2 separate regions of the Mus musculus genome follow, and region 2 is linked to region 1. A link is a loop called in an ENCODE intact Hi-C map of the cell type or tissue named here. Cell type or tissue: left cerebral cortex. All regions are shown on one strand.

What was found. A loop is a pair of places that touch in the nucleus more often than their neighbours do. Peaks named below come from ENCODE experiments on the same cell type or tissue, not always from the same donor. Only the 100,000 strongest peaks of a DNase experiment are listed, where the experiment ranks them.
Region 2: it touches region 1 in a loop (2.5-fold over the local background); 10 of 42 quality-filtered maps call a loop at or near these places.

The regions. Positions count from the first base shown.
Region 1 is chr4:47,119,104-47,127,103 of GRCm38, forward strand. Galnt12 (polypeptide N-acetylgalactosaminyltransferase 12) reads left to right here. Exons shown (of 10, transcript NM_172693.4): 8 at 412-525; 9 at 1,259-1,405; 10 at 3,334-3,940. The coding sequence ends at 3,474. Among named protein-coding and RNA genes, the nearest start is that of Gm52731, 11 kb to the left of the region's middle. In left cerebral cortex, a CTCF peak has its summit at 3,197 (motif pointing right); DNase peaks (open chromatin) are centred at 3,211 and 5,426.
Region 2 is chr4:47,222,977-47,230,976 of GRCm38, forward strand. All of the region lies in intron 2 of Col15a1 (collagen, type XV, alpha 1), which reads left to right. Gm32317 (a long non-coding RNA gene) reads right to left here. Exons shown (of 4, transcript XR_881237.2): 4 at 6,404-8,000. Among named protein-coding and RNA genes, the nearest start is that of Gm12426, 17 kb to the left of the region's middle. In left cerebral cortex, no CTCF peak of the experiment used is centred here; DNase peaks (open chromatin) are centred at 3,136, 4,986, 6,169 and 7,656.

The DNA of each region.
Region 1 (8,000 bases):
TTTGGAAGGCTCCATTAGTCTGAGCCACACCTCCTCATTTTCTCTGCCATGACTGCTTTTACCCCAGTCTGGTTGTGTGTGTACTGTTTCACTCGTGGCACTGTCTGTAAGCTAGACCTCTCTCCTCTGTGTTTCCTAACCGTGGAAGTGAGGCCACACCCAAGATTGTGCTAGGGCAGCAAGAAGGCTGTGACTGAGCAGTTAGAGGTGCAAGCTTTTAGGCCAGATTTGTTGTCTTAAAGTTTGGCCAAGTTCCCATCTGTTGTTAGCATAGGAAAACATTATAGTGACTGGAAAGAGCTGGGCAAAGGGACAGGGCTCCTCTTTCATTGTGTTCTTCTCTCTCCTTGTGTGGAGTCCTTTTGGTGTGTGGAAATCTAGACTGAGGTGCTACCTCTGTGTCTTGTTTAGCTCCAGAACAGAGGCCTAAGAGGGTACTGCCTTGACTACAATCCTCCCAATGAAAACCATGTTGAAGGCCACCAGGTCCTTCTGTACCTCTGCCATGGGATGGGTCAGAACCAGGTAGGCGTGGGCCTTGATGGGGAGGGGCAAGCTTCTTTTAAAACACTTTTTAAAAAATATTTATTTATTTGCCTGTGTATGTGTGTGTGTGTGTATATACCTACTCTCTCTCTCTCTCTCTCTCTCTCTCTCTGTGTGTGTGTGTGTGTGTGTGTGTGTGTGTGTAAGTCAGAACGGTGGGGGTCAGTTCTCTCTTCCCTCCATGTGGATCCCAGGGACAGGACTCAGGTGAGGTCGTCAGAGCCTTTACCCCTCTCACTAGCCCTCTGCACGAGTATCACTCAGTGGCAGAGCACTAGCCTAGCATGTGGGATTCACGGTGTCTGTTACTTTGGATGTGTCATGGCAGAAAAAAATCCAGGAGTAGAGACTTATCTAGGTTTAAATAAGAGGTCAACTTAGTACCTCAAGATACCTGGAACCGTAATACAGGGTCATGGCAGTGGTGGTGTGGGGTAGGGGTGGTGCTCTAACCCACCCTCACTTATTTCCAGTAGAGAAGTGGTTCTCAGCCTTCCTAATGCTGTGACCTTTCGATACAGTTCCTCATGTTGTGGTGAGCTCCAGCCATAAAATTATTATCATTGCTACTTTATAACTATGATTTTGCTACTGTGATGTGAATGTCTGATATGCAGGTTGAGAAACTACCGCCCTAGATAATCTTGTGCAGGGCATCTTCCTCCACATCACAAGGTAAACTGACATCTGTTGGTTGTTAAACTGTTGTTAGTTTTTCGAGTATACGACCCGGAAAGAAATACGCTATAACACCCGCCAGCCCGAAGCCTGCATCACCGTGGAGGACGGGAAGGATACCCTTGTCATGGATCTCTGCCGAGAGACCGTCCCAGAGAACCAGGAGTTCATCCTACAGGAGGTCAGTGAATGCAGCTTTCGGTGCCATCGGCCCAGGTCTGTGCGCCTGTGCGGAAGCCAGGTGTACTCTCTAGCCTGGTCCCGGTGGGTCTCAGACACTGGAAACTTCACTTTGACCCTGGGGGAATGACTGTGAGTGTATGGCTTCTGGTAACAGTGAGGCTTTCTTCTTTTTCAGTCTTTTACGGTATGAGCTGCTGTGGGTTGTAATAGAAAGTAGAGTTGACACTAATGTGTGGGGGTGAGATGGGTATATGAGTGTCGTAAGTGACCCAAGTGCCAGAACATGAGGTTAGACCCAGGCATGACCCACCCTTCTTCTCTGAGCATCATTTCACCTTGCTCTGAAACAGGCTTGATAACAGCAGCCTTGCTCTGCTCCGGGAAGGACTTAGAGATTCCCGGGACTTCCTGTGGAAGCTGTGAGGGCCTGTAGAGAACTTGTGGCTGCTTGGGATGTGACCAAAGAGGCAGCCTGGGATAGAGCTGGCTTTCCAGATACTGTTGATTGACCCATTTGTGAGCAGTCCAAAAATCCCATTCAAAGTTGAAATATATTTTCCTGTAGAGAAATAGAATAATAAGCAGTGGAGTTTACAGGCTCCCTGGAAGAGCTGCGGTGTTAACCCTGTGGTCTTATCCTGTTTGACTTTAAGAAGAAAGTAAGATCTGGATATGGTAGCACACTCCTATAATCCCAACACTCAGGAGGCTGAGGCAGGAGGATTGTGAGTTCCAGGGCAGCAAGATGTGTCTTAAAATAAAATAGTTTAGGAAAAATAATCCACACAGTCCACAATCTGTTGTCCTCTTCCTTTTGCATTTTTCTTCTACCCCCGCCCCCAACGATAGTACAATCTAGAAACAAGATTGGTCACATGCTGCATTAAGAATTCCACTGTAAGGCTGGAGGGATGGCTCAATGGGTAACACTCTTGGCACACAGGCATGAAGACTGGAGTTCAGACTTTCATCACCCCGTAACGCCCTGACAGGTCGCCTGGGAGGCAGTACTTAGGAAGCAGAGGGGTTCCCAGGACAGGCTGGCTAGCTAAAATGATGAGCTTTAGAGTCAGAAAGGGCCCTGTCTCAAGTAAAGAAGGTGGAGGTGTGATACCTTGTCATCTTCTGGTCTCTGCATACACATACATGTATGTGTAGACGCCTATGTGTGTGAACGTGCATAGCCCCCACACGAACAAACATTTTACCTTAAAGTTCAGTGATCCCTTTGGAGACGTGGGTTTGTGTAGAAGGCTGGCCAGAGAGATGCTGTAGTGAGTCCCTTACTTTTAGCTTCCTCAGGGGGAAACTTGGAGAGCCATGGAAGTGTGGGGGTTAACAGCATCTAGCAGTTTGCAAAGCCTCTCCCTCGGAACCAGGAGCCTATGCATTGTCACTTTTGGCTGCTGGCCCCTTGTTATGTTCCTTACACTACAGAAGAGAGAGGGGCAAGATACACAGCAAAGAGAGGCTCTCCATGCCCACAGCAAGTATTGAGGAAGCAAGCTGGCCGTTAAAGACTGCCATGACCTGGGATGTGAGACTGTGACCAGGCTGAGAACAGGTGACCTGTGGACTCAGGTCCCTCACCTGGATATGCTGCCACCAAGTTAGAAGGTCACGTGATGCTGTTAAACGGCTCAGGAGAAGGAAGTCATAAGGTTGGAGTTAGGTGATGGAGAGACATGAGGGAGGTCCATAAAGGATCTTGGCTGTGACTTCACTGAAGGAGGGGAGTGGTGAGGAGCTAGAGGCTCCCTCCCATCCTCTTCAGTAGCCAGCAGGTGGCGCTGTTTTGCATTTACTGACATTTACGAAATGCTAAAAGTCACTCCTTGGGGTCTTCAAAATCTGCCTTAAGGGAAATGTGGCTTTTCTGAGCAATCACTAAAATAATTTTGAACATAACAATGTTTTCATTTGTAGGATGGCACTTTAGTTCACAAGCACAGCAGGAAATGTGTGGAGGCCACAGAGAAGGTGTTAGACAACGGCTTTGCACCATACTTACGGGACTGTACCAACTCAGATAACCAGAGGTGGTTCTTCAAGGAGCGCATGTCGTAGTGCATCGCCTTGCCAAGGAAGGAGCCCTCCACGGCTGTGGACTGTGTGCCCAATGAGATGGACAGCGTACACGGTTGTCATTCGTGAATGTGCTGGGTGTCACAAGAGTGTGAATAAGCTTTGTACAGATTTTGAAAACTTTAAAAATGTCTCCTGGCATCCTGCTTTCTGAGGGCAATCCTAAGATGTTGCCTTTGGTATTTGGAAAGGATATTTTCCTATCAAGATGTGCATTTTACAATGGTGCCTTTTATTCTCATTAGCAAAAAAGGTAAATACTTTATTTTGATACATACAAAGCTTCCTGGGTGTTTGTAGCACATTTTACACAAACTGTTAATACCTCAAATGTTGAGTTAGAGTTCTCTCAGGGGGATGAGGTGGACACTAGAAATACTGTTGATTTCTTCAGGTGTGAGTGGGGTGAGATAGTCTAGATTCATACAATAAAGAATGCTTTTGCTTATGCGTTGATGCCACAGCCAAAATTCTATCATAATGTTCATTACTGACCAAACCAGGCTAACCACATCTGAAAGCTCAAAGAAGCTATAGGGTTTGCCAAGGCCCTATAAACTTAAGAGGGTATTTCCAGCAAGAAATGTAATGCTCTACATGAAACTCAACTTTTAAGCTTTTCCTTAAATAGCATTTGATTATTTAATAATATTATTTATAATATTATTTGATTATAGATATTATTACTTATAGTATTTGATTATTGAGAGTTGGTGATGAGGCAGCTGCTGTGGACATTGCTGGATAATTCAACCGTCTGAATGACTCCAGATCAGCTCCAAGAGCTCACCAACTTGGTGAAGCTAATAGGAACAATTAGAAATGCCACCAGTGAACTGAGGGTGTGGGTCTCTGGCTAGAGTGCCCGCCTTGCACGCATGAAGCCCTGGGTTAAATCCGCAGCACCCCATTTTAAATAATCAGCTTGACAGCGCACCCCTAATCCCTGCACTTGGGAAGTGGAAGCAGGAGAATCAGAAGTTTAGGGTTATCACTGGATACGCAGAGAGTTTGAGGTTAGCCTGGGCTACATGAGACCCTGTCTCAAGAAGACATCAGTCAGAAGGTAGACTGCAGATCTTATTTTCGTCCCCGTCAATTGCGAGAACACAAGTGCGATGGATTAAAAGCATCAGCGTATTTCTCTCGCTCTTCTCTCAGACATGTATGCTGAGGGTATCGCTCCTCAGAATCAGGTCTGCTTTGCCTGGACTGACCTGCTCTGTACTGGAGTTCCTGTGAGCGAGATGGAGACCAGGAAACTGGGTGTGGGGGCGGGAGCAGGTAGGGCTTAGCATGTGTGTGGGGGGTCTCTGAGATGTTATCTTTGAGATCCCCCGCCACCCTCTTTTATGTGTATGTAGCGTGTTTACATATCTGAGGCACATGTGTGTTGAGGTCAGAGTTTAAATCAAGGTGTCTGCCTTGATCACTCTCTGCAGACCTCCATGTCAGTCAGGCTTTTCTGTGGATGCTGAGGGTCCATCCTCTGGTCCCCACTCTTTGAAGGCAAGCACTTTACCCACTGAGCCATCCCACCCCTTTAGATTCTCATAATAGGCCCGTATAAAGTGCAAAGCACAGTGAGTGTCAGCAGGCGTTTATTCAGAAGCCAGTACAGGATAATGCAGATGTTTTCTCTCTGTGGACTAGGCAGCCCTTCATCAGTGTGGGGTGGGGTGGGGTGGCTTCTGCACAGCTCAGCTCTCATGCTGAGGCAGGCGGGGTATGGCCTTCCCCTTGTCTGGGGAGACTTGTGGGTCAGGGGAGGGTCCACAGTTCTGCTTCCCTCTGCCTTCTATAGTGTGGTTAGGTGGGCCTGGTGTAGCAGAGAGCCTCTCCCCAAACAGAGGAAAACAGCCTGGGTGGGCCAGACATGCAGTCGGCGGCATCCCAGACTGCACCCGGCGTGTGGGCGGCTGCACCTGTGCCTGTGTGCCTCAGAGGCATGGTGGCCAATTGGCTCTGCTTGAGGACTCTTCACTGATTTCTTCCACCAGGAGAAGTAAGCCTCAGGGTGTGGGAAGACCAGGAAAACAATATTCTCTTAGTTTTGAAGATGTTATAATATTTGAGGCGGCTTTCCCTTCAGTGATGGGTGAAGGGTCTAGAAGGCCACATGGATGTGAGGAAGTGCCTCCAGCTGTCCTGCCTGTGTGTTCCCGTCCCTAGTGTGTGGATGCAGTGCTGGTGTGCAGAGTGGCTGAGGCAGCTTGCTTTGGATCCTAGGGTTCTGTTTTGCTTTTCTATCTGTGACTCACAGAAGAGCATCAGTCCTAGCCTGCCCTTCAGGGACCTGGGTGTGTGATGATAGATGTTTAGGGTATGATTTGCATGGGTGACTCCTGAGTCCTGGAGGAGAGCCTGAGGCTCAAGTGTCCGACCTGTGAACAGGTGTCGCTCTCACAGGGCTCGTTCACACTGGCAGGTGGCTGTGGCTCTTCTCTCCCCCGGGACTAATAGAATCTACCATGACCACCATCGTCTGGGGGATCCCTGACCTGGAAAGAAAGAGGTTAGGGTTAGAAGTGTTAGCAAGTGGGCCATGGGAAGGAAATGGCATGAAAGGCAAGAAGCATCACAGATCCGGGGAGGAATGAGACATTAGGTAGGGTTCTCTAGAGAAACAGAACTGATAGGTGACTATGTAGATAGGTAGGTGGATGGATGGATGGATGGATGGATGGATGGATAGATAGATAGATAGATAGATAGATAGATAGATAGATAGATAGATAACTGATAGGTGAATATGGATAGATAGATGGGTGGGTTAGTGGGTGGATGGATGAGGAACAGAATTGATAGGTTAATATGGATAGATAGATAGATAGATAGATAGAGAATTGATAAGTGAATAGGTGTAGCTAGATAGGTGGGTGGGTGGGTGGGTGGATGAGGAACAGAACTGAAAGGTGACTATGGATAGATAGATAGATAGATAGATGATTAATTGAAAAAGTAGATTTATTAGAATGGCTTACAGACTATGGTCCAGCTAGTCCAACAATGGCTACCTCACTCTTCCCTGGCTAGTCTACCAATGGAAGGTCCAAGAACCCAGTAGCTGTTCAGTCCACGAGAATGGATGTCTCCGCTGGATTTCAGTATGCACTGGGATCTCAAAGAAGCGGGCTCTAATCCAAGTGAAGGAGTAGACCTGCCAGGGAGAGTGAGATCAGTCAGGCAGAGAAAGCAAGCTTCCATCTTCCATGTCCTTTATGTAGACTCTCAGTAGAAGGCGTGGCCCAAGTTAAGAATGGATCTTCCCACCTCAAAAGACCTAGATTAAAAAGTGGGTCTTCCAGCTTCAAATTATTTAAGAAAAACCCCTCACAGGTGTGCCCAGGCACTCGTTACTTCCAGATGTAATCAGGTGACAACTAAGAATAGCCACTGTCATGCCCATTTTGCAAACCTCCAGAGGCCACCAAGGAGCTGATTCTGATGCAATTGCACTGGGTCTTTATTCAAGCTCGAGTGCGGGCCACATTGTAGTCACTGATGCGGCTGGACAGGAGGGTGAACCCCCTTGCTTAGTTTCAAGCAACCTTTTGTTGAGGCAAGCAAACAAGCAAGGGGATTCCAGCCTGGCACACATTTTGTTGCGGGGCTATTACAGAATTTGTTGCCCTTTAGAATGATTGGCTGGTGCTGGGAGCCAAGCTGTAAACTTTCATAAGTAAATATCTTTAGGTACAACTGTAACTTTTGCTTTCCTCCTGATGCGTGGTTGTTAGGAAAGACCTGAAACTAGTGCTAGGTGCAGGCTTGTTGGTTAACTCAAGTTCTTTAAGATGGAACCTGAACCCAAGATGGAGTTGATGTGGTCTTTCAGCCAGAGGAATAGGGAGCTGGGACATGAACAGTCAATGAGGAGTAGAAAAGAATTGTGGTGTTGGGGCACAGGTGACTAAAGCCTTTGCTGTTATTCAGGGCATCTTAGCACTTTCCCTGCCAGCTTTGAACAGGTATGTTCAGAGTTGAGCCTCTTCTGCAAAGCCATACCGAGACAGGTGGTCTTCATAGCAGATCACCTTTCTACACTGGGTGTGGGGATCAGTGGGGTGAGTCTTACAGGAGAGTGGTCACCAGGATGATGGTTCTCATAAAATGATGAGAGTCCACTACAGATTCATCACCTACCTGCATGATGGCTTAAGTATGTCTTCTGGAGATGTCTCTGTCTCTCTCTCTCTGTCTCCCCCCCCCCCCCCCCGCCCACACACACATAAACTCACAGGGTCCTTCAGTTTCCTGGTGTAGACACCAGTTCCCGAGTTGTACTTGACATTCTGAGGTTCCACATATTGTTTGCTTGAATTGCAAGGATGTTATACTTCTCTGAAAAGTAGAATCATTTGCATCTGGCTGTTTTGCTTATTTGGGAATTTTTAAAAAGCCTTTCTTCCATATTTGTGGGGTAGTTTAGCTGGGTATAAGACCATCCTTGGCATGTTGGGTTATTCCAGGACTGAGGTCGCTGTAACTTCACAAGTCAATTCTGC
Region 2 (8,000 bases), 100 kb after region 1:
GGTTTCTGATTCCTAGGCAGGATCAGAGAAGGTGGTGGGGAGCAAGATGAGTGGCTACCAATACCCTTTTGATGTAAAGCCACTTCTCAGGGGAGAGATTGTGGCACCTGTAAGTCTGGCAGCTAGGGACTCACAGTGCCCATCCCAGAGCCCTGTTTTAAGAAGAAATACTGCTGAAGGCATTGTGGCCTGAGCAGCCGCTGGATGCTAACATGACATCCTTATAGGTCACGGGACCGAGGCCTAAGCTCAGTGTCACCAGTAAGCCCTCGTGTGGCTTCATTCCACGTTGGTTTACTCTGTTAGGGGACAGAATTCATCTGCAAGTTCTTTTCACCAAGGACCTTGAGTGGGCCAGGTCAACACCACTCACCTTTGGAGGTTAGGGTTGTTGAGCCTTCTGGGACAGGGAAAGCAACAACTGTAATTACATGTGGGAGAGATGAGTCTGCTAAGCAATGATGGGTGGACAGAAATAGTTGTGAAGTTCTATGGTAGAAAAGGCTCATCTATCTGTGGAAGCCTAGTAGGTTTTTCAAATTCATGCCTCTGTTCCTTCACTTTCACTTAAACACTTACTGTACGCAAGGCAATGTATGATGTGCTGGGTATAAAATGATGGACAGGCAGGCCTGGTTCCACTGGGGGATGCTAAGACCAATGATTTATCCAAAACAATCCTTTGGTGATGATAAATGGCAAACAGGGTTCTGAAGGATAGGAGCCAGGCATGGTAGTACATGCTTTTAGCTTAGCACTCAGGAGAAGGGGGAGGCAGGCGGGTTACTAGTTCCAAGCCAGCCTGGGCTACAAGGCAATACCTGGTTTCATGAAAAACTAAAGTATAGGGTCCTAACACACACACACACACACACACACACACACACACACACACACACACACACTGGATACTTTCATCTGTATGAGGGCATCAGGGAAGTCTCCCAAAAGTGTGACCTGTAAGATGTGGTCCAAAGGATGAATGAATTTACTCAGGGAAGGGTGCTGGGTTGATAGAGCTGAACCTGGTGGGTAGAGAACCATATTCAATTCCCAACACCACAACTGTCTGTAACTCTAGACCCAGGGAATCCAGTGCCACTTCTAGTGGCCATCACAGATACCAGGCACCCATGTGGTGCACAGGCATACATGTAGGCCAAACACCCATATACATAAAATAAGATTTAAAAAATATTTAAAAGGAACAGCCTGCCTTGCCCAGAGTGCATGAAGAAAAAGGGACAGAAGGGGTCTCTGGGAGGAAGGTGGATGCACCATCAGTACCTAGCCTAGGTACCTGGCCTAGGTACCATGACCCCCAGGTCCCATATGATGCTCACAGCCCAGGGATTGGCATAGGATGGAGGCCTTGAGTCCTGGAGGAGTGTAGAGTGAGACTCTGGGTTTGAGGACCTTTCTTGTTTCTCTTCCTCTGCTTATAGAAGAACATACTGATTCCAGTGAAGGATCTAGGCATACATTTTTTGCAACCTATTTTTAATAAAGGTTCAATCTCTCCCCTAGACCAGTACCCAGCAGAGGTAGTAGAAGAGAAAAGTTATTAGCATATGGGGGAAGTGGACTTGTTCAGCAATAGTTCGTTGGGGGCAAGCTTGGTCCTCTTTGGCAGCAGTTCAGTCCTGTAGCAAACATCAGATATAACTCAGCAGCTGCAGACCAGTTCTCTAGGCAGGCAGACACCAGGTATGAACTGGCTGCTACAGTCCAGTCCTTGCAGCAAGCAGACACCAGGCAGCTCTAGTTCAGTCCTGAAGAAACTGCCAGGCTGGCCAACCAACCTAAGGCAAGGCCACAGAAGTGACAAGTTGCCTCATGAGCAGTTCTTAGGCAAGTTTCTCTCAATGTCAAAGTTATCACAAGTTGAGCTCAACAATGCTATGTAAAGTGAATTAATACATTCCTGTTGCTAGCAAAGAATAACGAAACAGAGCAAACCAAACCAAGGCTCAGTGCTCATCTCCCACTGTCTGTGGGGTCAGATTTATACTCCTTCATCAAGCATCTTTTCACGTGCCTGCTATATCCAAACATCCTTTCACCTGTGTCTACTTCAGGAAAACAGTCTTTCATGTGTTTGCTTTAGCAAGACATCCCCTCACCTGTGTGCCCCAGCAAAATATCATTTGGCATAACCGACTTTCCAAAGAAACTAGAAGTTTCCACTTCACAGTACTAGATTCCATCCTGCTCTTTCCCTCTCTGTGGAGGGTGTTGTTGAGAATGTACATCCAGTGTGAGTGAGCCTTGGGTTCTTCTTGCTGAGACAGAGGAGGAAGCTAGGTCCTGGAGAGTGTCTGGGCAGGAAGACTAAGGGAGCAATTCCTCCGGACCTGTCATGCCTGTCCCCCATCCATCCCTTTAGTGGCTCCTCTGACTGCTGTGCAGAGGTTCCTGGCTGGGTAACCAAGGCCTGCAAAGAGCCGCACTGTTTATTCCCTGGAGCATGCACTTTATTCAGCAGTTGGGAAGTCGGGGCAGGAGACCAGTCACAACTGGGGAGAAATCCAGAGCATCACTAAGACAAACAAACACCCGTGTGCTATGACATGAGAACTGAAGGGCTTTGAAGCACGAGGCTCTCCTGGAGTTTCTAAGCTCCTATGGCTTGTGGGCTAAGTTGGGCCTACAGGTGTGGGGTCCTCTCTCTCATGATGAGCAACTTGGGTAGAGGTGGGATTTTATGTAGAACTGAGGTTCCTAAATTATGGGAGAGACACAAGTTGTTGTCCAAGGTGCCAGAGTGTTATTTGGGCAAAATTTTACTCCTTCACAGCCCATGTGGATTAGGACAATGTACTGGATGACGGTATGTAGACCATTGTGATCCAGAGTCTTGCAAGAGAATTCTCGGTTCCAAAAGGACTTGTGTCTGTCACTGTTGCACCTCCAGCATCTAGAATGGTGCCTGCCACACAGCAGGTGCTCCATAAATAATGCTTGCTGCATGAGGGAGTGTGTGTGTGTGTGTGTGTGTGTGTGTGTGTGTGTGTGTGTTGACGGCTTCCAGAAGCTTGCCTTCTCAGCCCATGTTTACCTTTCCAGGAATAAGTGAGTGGGGCTGCTCTCACATGGGAAGCTTGGGTGGAATGTGAAAAATCCTCTTCATGAATATGCATGCGGGAATCCAGCCAGTGCTGCCCCAAGCTTAAGATTTCGAAGAATCACCCTTTGGAGGCAGCCTCCTACGCAGTGTGGTTTACACCCACACATTGGGTCCTTGTGGGCGAAGGCACAGTTTATCATTCATGTACCTCACCCGGCTAGCCCTCCCTTCTCATGGGTCCTGCCCATTTCTAGCATCTGGGTGTTGGTGATTGTCTATATGGGCTTTGCCAAACTGCAGGTGGGAAAAGGTAGAGACCAGCCATTGTCAGCAATACAAGGTTTCAGAACCTAGTCTAGAAGCGTTTGCTGCTGTCTGGGTAAGTGAAGCCCCACCCCTTTCTTGAAGTTTCCAAGAACACTTGAGCACAGGTAAGTTGTCTGTCTGTCCCCTATCATGGCATGGCTAGCAGCGAGTTCTGCAGGCATTAGATGAACTTCAGATCCCAGCTCGGTCACTTATTAGTGCTGTGACCAGGGCACCTTACTCAAGTGTGGGCTTCACATCTGGACAGAGGAGCAGGAGATATCCTGATGCCCAGACTACATGAGATAGTCAGTGGGGATGCTGAGTCTGAGGAGAGCATCTGCCCAGCATGGGCGCTCCTGAGACCTTGGTCCTCACTCTTCTGGGTAGCAGTAGGCCTGGAAGCTTCCTGAAATACCAAGGCCTGGGGCATCACCCCAACTCCCCTTGGGGCTGAGGCCAGGCACCTGTGTTCTGAAGCTCACAGTGCATTGGCTCCCAGACATGTGAGGAGCTCAAGGTGGACGCCTGTGCTATGGGAACAGGATCACGTCTGACCTGTTCTCTCTGAATGTCCAGGACCAGCAGTGGTAGGCCCTTTCTAATCATGACATTCACCTTACACTGCAATCCTGAGAGCGAGGTATTGCATCATCTCAGTGTCTGGATAGAGACTTAAGCTCAGAGAAGTTGAAGAATAAACGCAAGGTCCCCAGCTAGGAGGCGATTGGTCAGGATCTTGCTGGCAGATCACTCCGGCATCCACTTCCCATCTCTTACTCTCTGTAGCACACTGTGGGACGCTGGTTATCCTCTGGTCCCTGCAATGTGCCTGTCTCTTTATTCCATTTCCTGGAGCCTCTAGCACCTTGCAGATTCCCTCACAGCTTCTTAGAGGCCACAAGTCCTTCCTCCGGCAAACATTTGGAGACTGTCAAGTTGTCCTTTCATCTGGGTTAAACAAGAGTCAGTCTGTTTCAAAATATGACTCTGGGGTCACCATCTGTCCTGGCTGTTCCCTTAAACTCAAATCCCAATGCAGAGACAGGCTCTACTCCAGCAGCTTTGTGAGGGCAGGGTCTCTGCAGGACTGGGCCAGAGGATTTCTACAAAGACTTTGTAGTGTCTTTGGTAACAACTCTGGAGCACGTTTCTTTTAAAAATGTGCATTGTTTATTGTCCCCTCACCAACAGGGCTCAAATCATTAAAGAGGACCCCAAGCCCCTGGACAGGTTCAGTGCACTCGTCTCTCCAGCATGCATCTTCTTGCTGTCTACCATGTACCTTGCATGGCATTTTGCCTTCTCTCCTTTCTCTGGAGCCACAGGTGGGTGTGGCCTGGGTCATTTGGAATCATGCCATCAGCCCGGGCCTTGTTTTGCTCATCTTAGGGACCTGGTGTCTTCCAAGATCCTTCCTAAATTTCAAGGTGTCCCTGCCTTTCTTTTTCTTTTTTGCTTTAGAGAGTATAAGTGCCATCTCACCCTGCCTGCTACAGCTGGGAGCTCATTCTGCTATAGCAGCTTGTCTGCCCTGGCTGGATCCACACCAGCGCATCTGTGGGGACGCCCCAGAGCCGTTCCCAGGGCAGCTTGATTTGCCCAGGGCGTACATGCCAAGTTCTGAGAGAATGCAGGCAAGTCTGCCACTGCCAAACTCCCACATGCACTCTGCATTCCAAGTCCCCCAGTCCCGCCCTCTCCTCAGCAAGGGAATGGATGTGGGGGCTGAGTGTCAGGGCAATCGCTGGAGGAGAAGGAGATATTCCTCCTAAAATGGTCAGGGGAGCTTTTCTCAGAAGGCCTTTGAGGTGCCCTGCTGCCTGTCATGTAAAGTTAAGTCTCCCAGATCTGATTCTCGAGTGCCTCTGCTCCAAGGAGAGAAGATGAATGGGCTTCATTTCCTTTGCCCTCAGCCTCCTTACCTGAGGTAGGGAAGCCAGCAGGTCAAATGTGCTCATGTGTTTAGTCTGAAATTGACCTGCGGGTGGCCTGATAGTTCTGACCCCGTAGCTCCTGGCAGTTCTTTGCCAATCTCTTTTGCACCCTCCCCGAATCACTCAAATCTTAGCTTTCCTCACATGGCCTTCCTTCTGGATGCTTTTCAATGATTCCCCCTCTTTCAGGCCACTTCTTAGAACTTTTAGGAGGTCCTGCAGGCCCCCTTCTGTCCTTGACTCATAGTCTCCAGACTCAGGACTTTTAGGTCAGCTCTATGTGTATTGGCAACTAGGCTGAGAATCAGGTGGAGACCAACTCTCTTATTTTCTCGTTGCCTTCGATGCTTGCCTAGGCCAAGTCCTGGCAGGGTTGCATGAGGGCTGCTTGTTGTGGGCAGACACGGGCAGGATCGGGATAAAGTGAATGGTGAGAGTGCAGCTCTTGGCTCCTCCTCAGGGCTCCCATCTTTCTTGTGGCTCTGTTCCAAAGGGTCTGAGGCCTCTGGATGGCCACTCAGAAGATGTTTGCTGACTACTTAGTAGCAACTATGCTATACCCAGAGGTTCAAGGGACCTAGGACATGTTTCACTTACAGATGGTTACACTCAAGAAAGCTTCAAAATCTCAAAACTTTCTCAGACTCACCCCATCTCTCCACGACACACCCACCCAATGCCTGTCTCTTTCATGAGCTCGGGCTTTATCCATGCAAGAGGACCAGGGATCTCAGAGTTCTGCTCCTGGCGCCTGTAGGGCTGGACAGTCTCATCTGATCTTGCCCAGTTGTCCAGTACCACGATGGGCCATGAGCACCCTCCCCAACAGAGGCACAGAGAAGGGGAAGCATCTGTTATTCACAAGTCCCACCCAGAACATTGTTCCAAGGAGAGGGAAGGTGGAGGCGGCTGGAATTTCATCTGAAGTCTGAGAAGCCAGTGTGTCTCAGGGGCACTCCCAGCCCAGCTGGATGAGAGCCCTGGGCAGCCATCTTGCAGAAGGCTACATTTCCCAAGCCTTCCTGCTTAAGGGTCAAGTGAGAGTGTGGGACTGCAGACCTTTACTGTATTATGTCTGGACAGCAGGGGTCAGATGAGGGTGGGGTTAAAAAGTACATGTTAACTAAATGTTGGTATTGGTGAACAAAGATTGGCTTTTATAAGAGTTCTTTTTTTAAATTTTGTTGATTGATTTATTGATTGAGGTTTTTAATGGATATTTTGTTTTTAGAATGTAATACATGTACTCACGAAATGTGATCATATCTACTCCCAATATTCTCCCTTTCTCATCCTCATGCCCACTAATATACCTCCTCTCATTTTTATAACTTTTTAAAATAACACACCAGGTTCAATTAGTACTTCTCCTACAGGCATGGGTGCAAAACCATCCACTATATTTTTGGAAACCTACCAGTGATGTCTCTAAAATCTCACCAAACACCTTCTGCTAATGGCTCCTTAATTTGAGTTTGGGCCTAGAGATCACATTCCTCATACACCAGAATTTTGGCTGGTTTGATCTATATGGGTCTTGTATAGGCAACTACCAATAATGGAGGTTGATTTCCTTATCCATGGCCACAAAGCAATATTTCACAACTCTTGTCTACATCCTCCAACTCCCATATTCTTCTGCCTCTTCCAAAATGATCCCAGTGCCTATACTAGTTCTTTCTGATCAATGATTAATAAATATACAGTGCTAAGGTGGGCATACAGTTATTCTTGTCCAGAATTCACTAAGTTGGTTCACTTATGCATTATTTGTTTATTCATTTGTTCATTCATTCATTCATTCATTCATTCATGTATTCATCCACCAACTGTTTGACCTTTGCCAAGTCTCAGGCAAGACTGTGTCCAGAAGCTGTAGGGGGAGTCTGGAGGCTTTAGAGAAAAGACAGGAGATTTCAGCTATCCCCTGCAGCACCTGCAGGTCAGTGAGGGACAAGGACAAGTGAACAGATGGTGACAGAGTAGTGAAAAACTGGGGCTTCTGGGAGACCAGGCAGGGGGAGAGAGCTGCTCCTGAGATATAGCGTGATACATCTGTGGATGAGCAGAAGGGGTTCCAATAGGGAGCTGCAGGCCTACTTCCTGTTGAAGCTGGAGTGGCTTCCCCTGGATGTCTGTCCATCTCTAACTATATGTGGGACAAGACAGATTGGGATGAAGCTGTGGAACCAGGTGCTTCTAGACTGCACAGTCCTTCCATAGAGCAACACAGACTCCTCGTGGCTGGCCACATAACCCTTGCCCAACAGCGCCTGGATCTGCCAAGCTCCTTCTCTACCCACCTACTTCCAGGGACATCCCTACATAAGCTTCGCGCCAGTCACCCTCCTTCTCATCAGTGGAGAGCATGTGGCAGCCTCCCCCTGGCCCTGGGACAAACTGCTTCCTATCTGTAAAATCTGGTGATTCACACAGTCGACCTGGCTGGGAAGCCACTCAGCTGCTATGTTCCTAAGTTACAGGGAAGGTTCAGCTTTCCCAGAAAGTTCTGGGGCACTTCCTCTATAGCTCTCTCTTAGGAGAAGCCGCTGGATTCTTACCCCTGTACTCTGACTCTGGGTTTCCGGCCATGCATAAGACTCCTGCACTGCCTCCTGTCCAAGACTAGATGTAGGCCACCATGCTAGCCTCAGCCACAGAGCAAGCTTCAAATTTGAGTGTGAGCCATA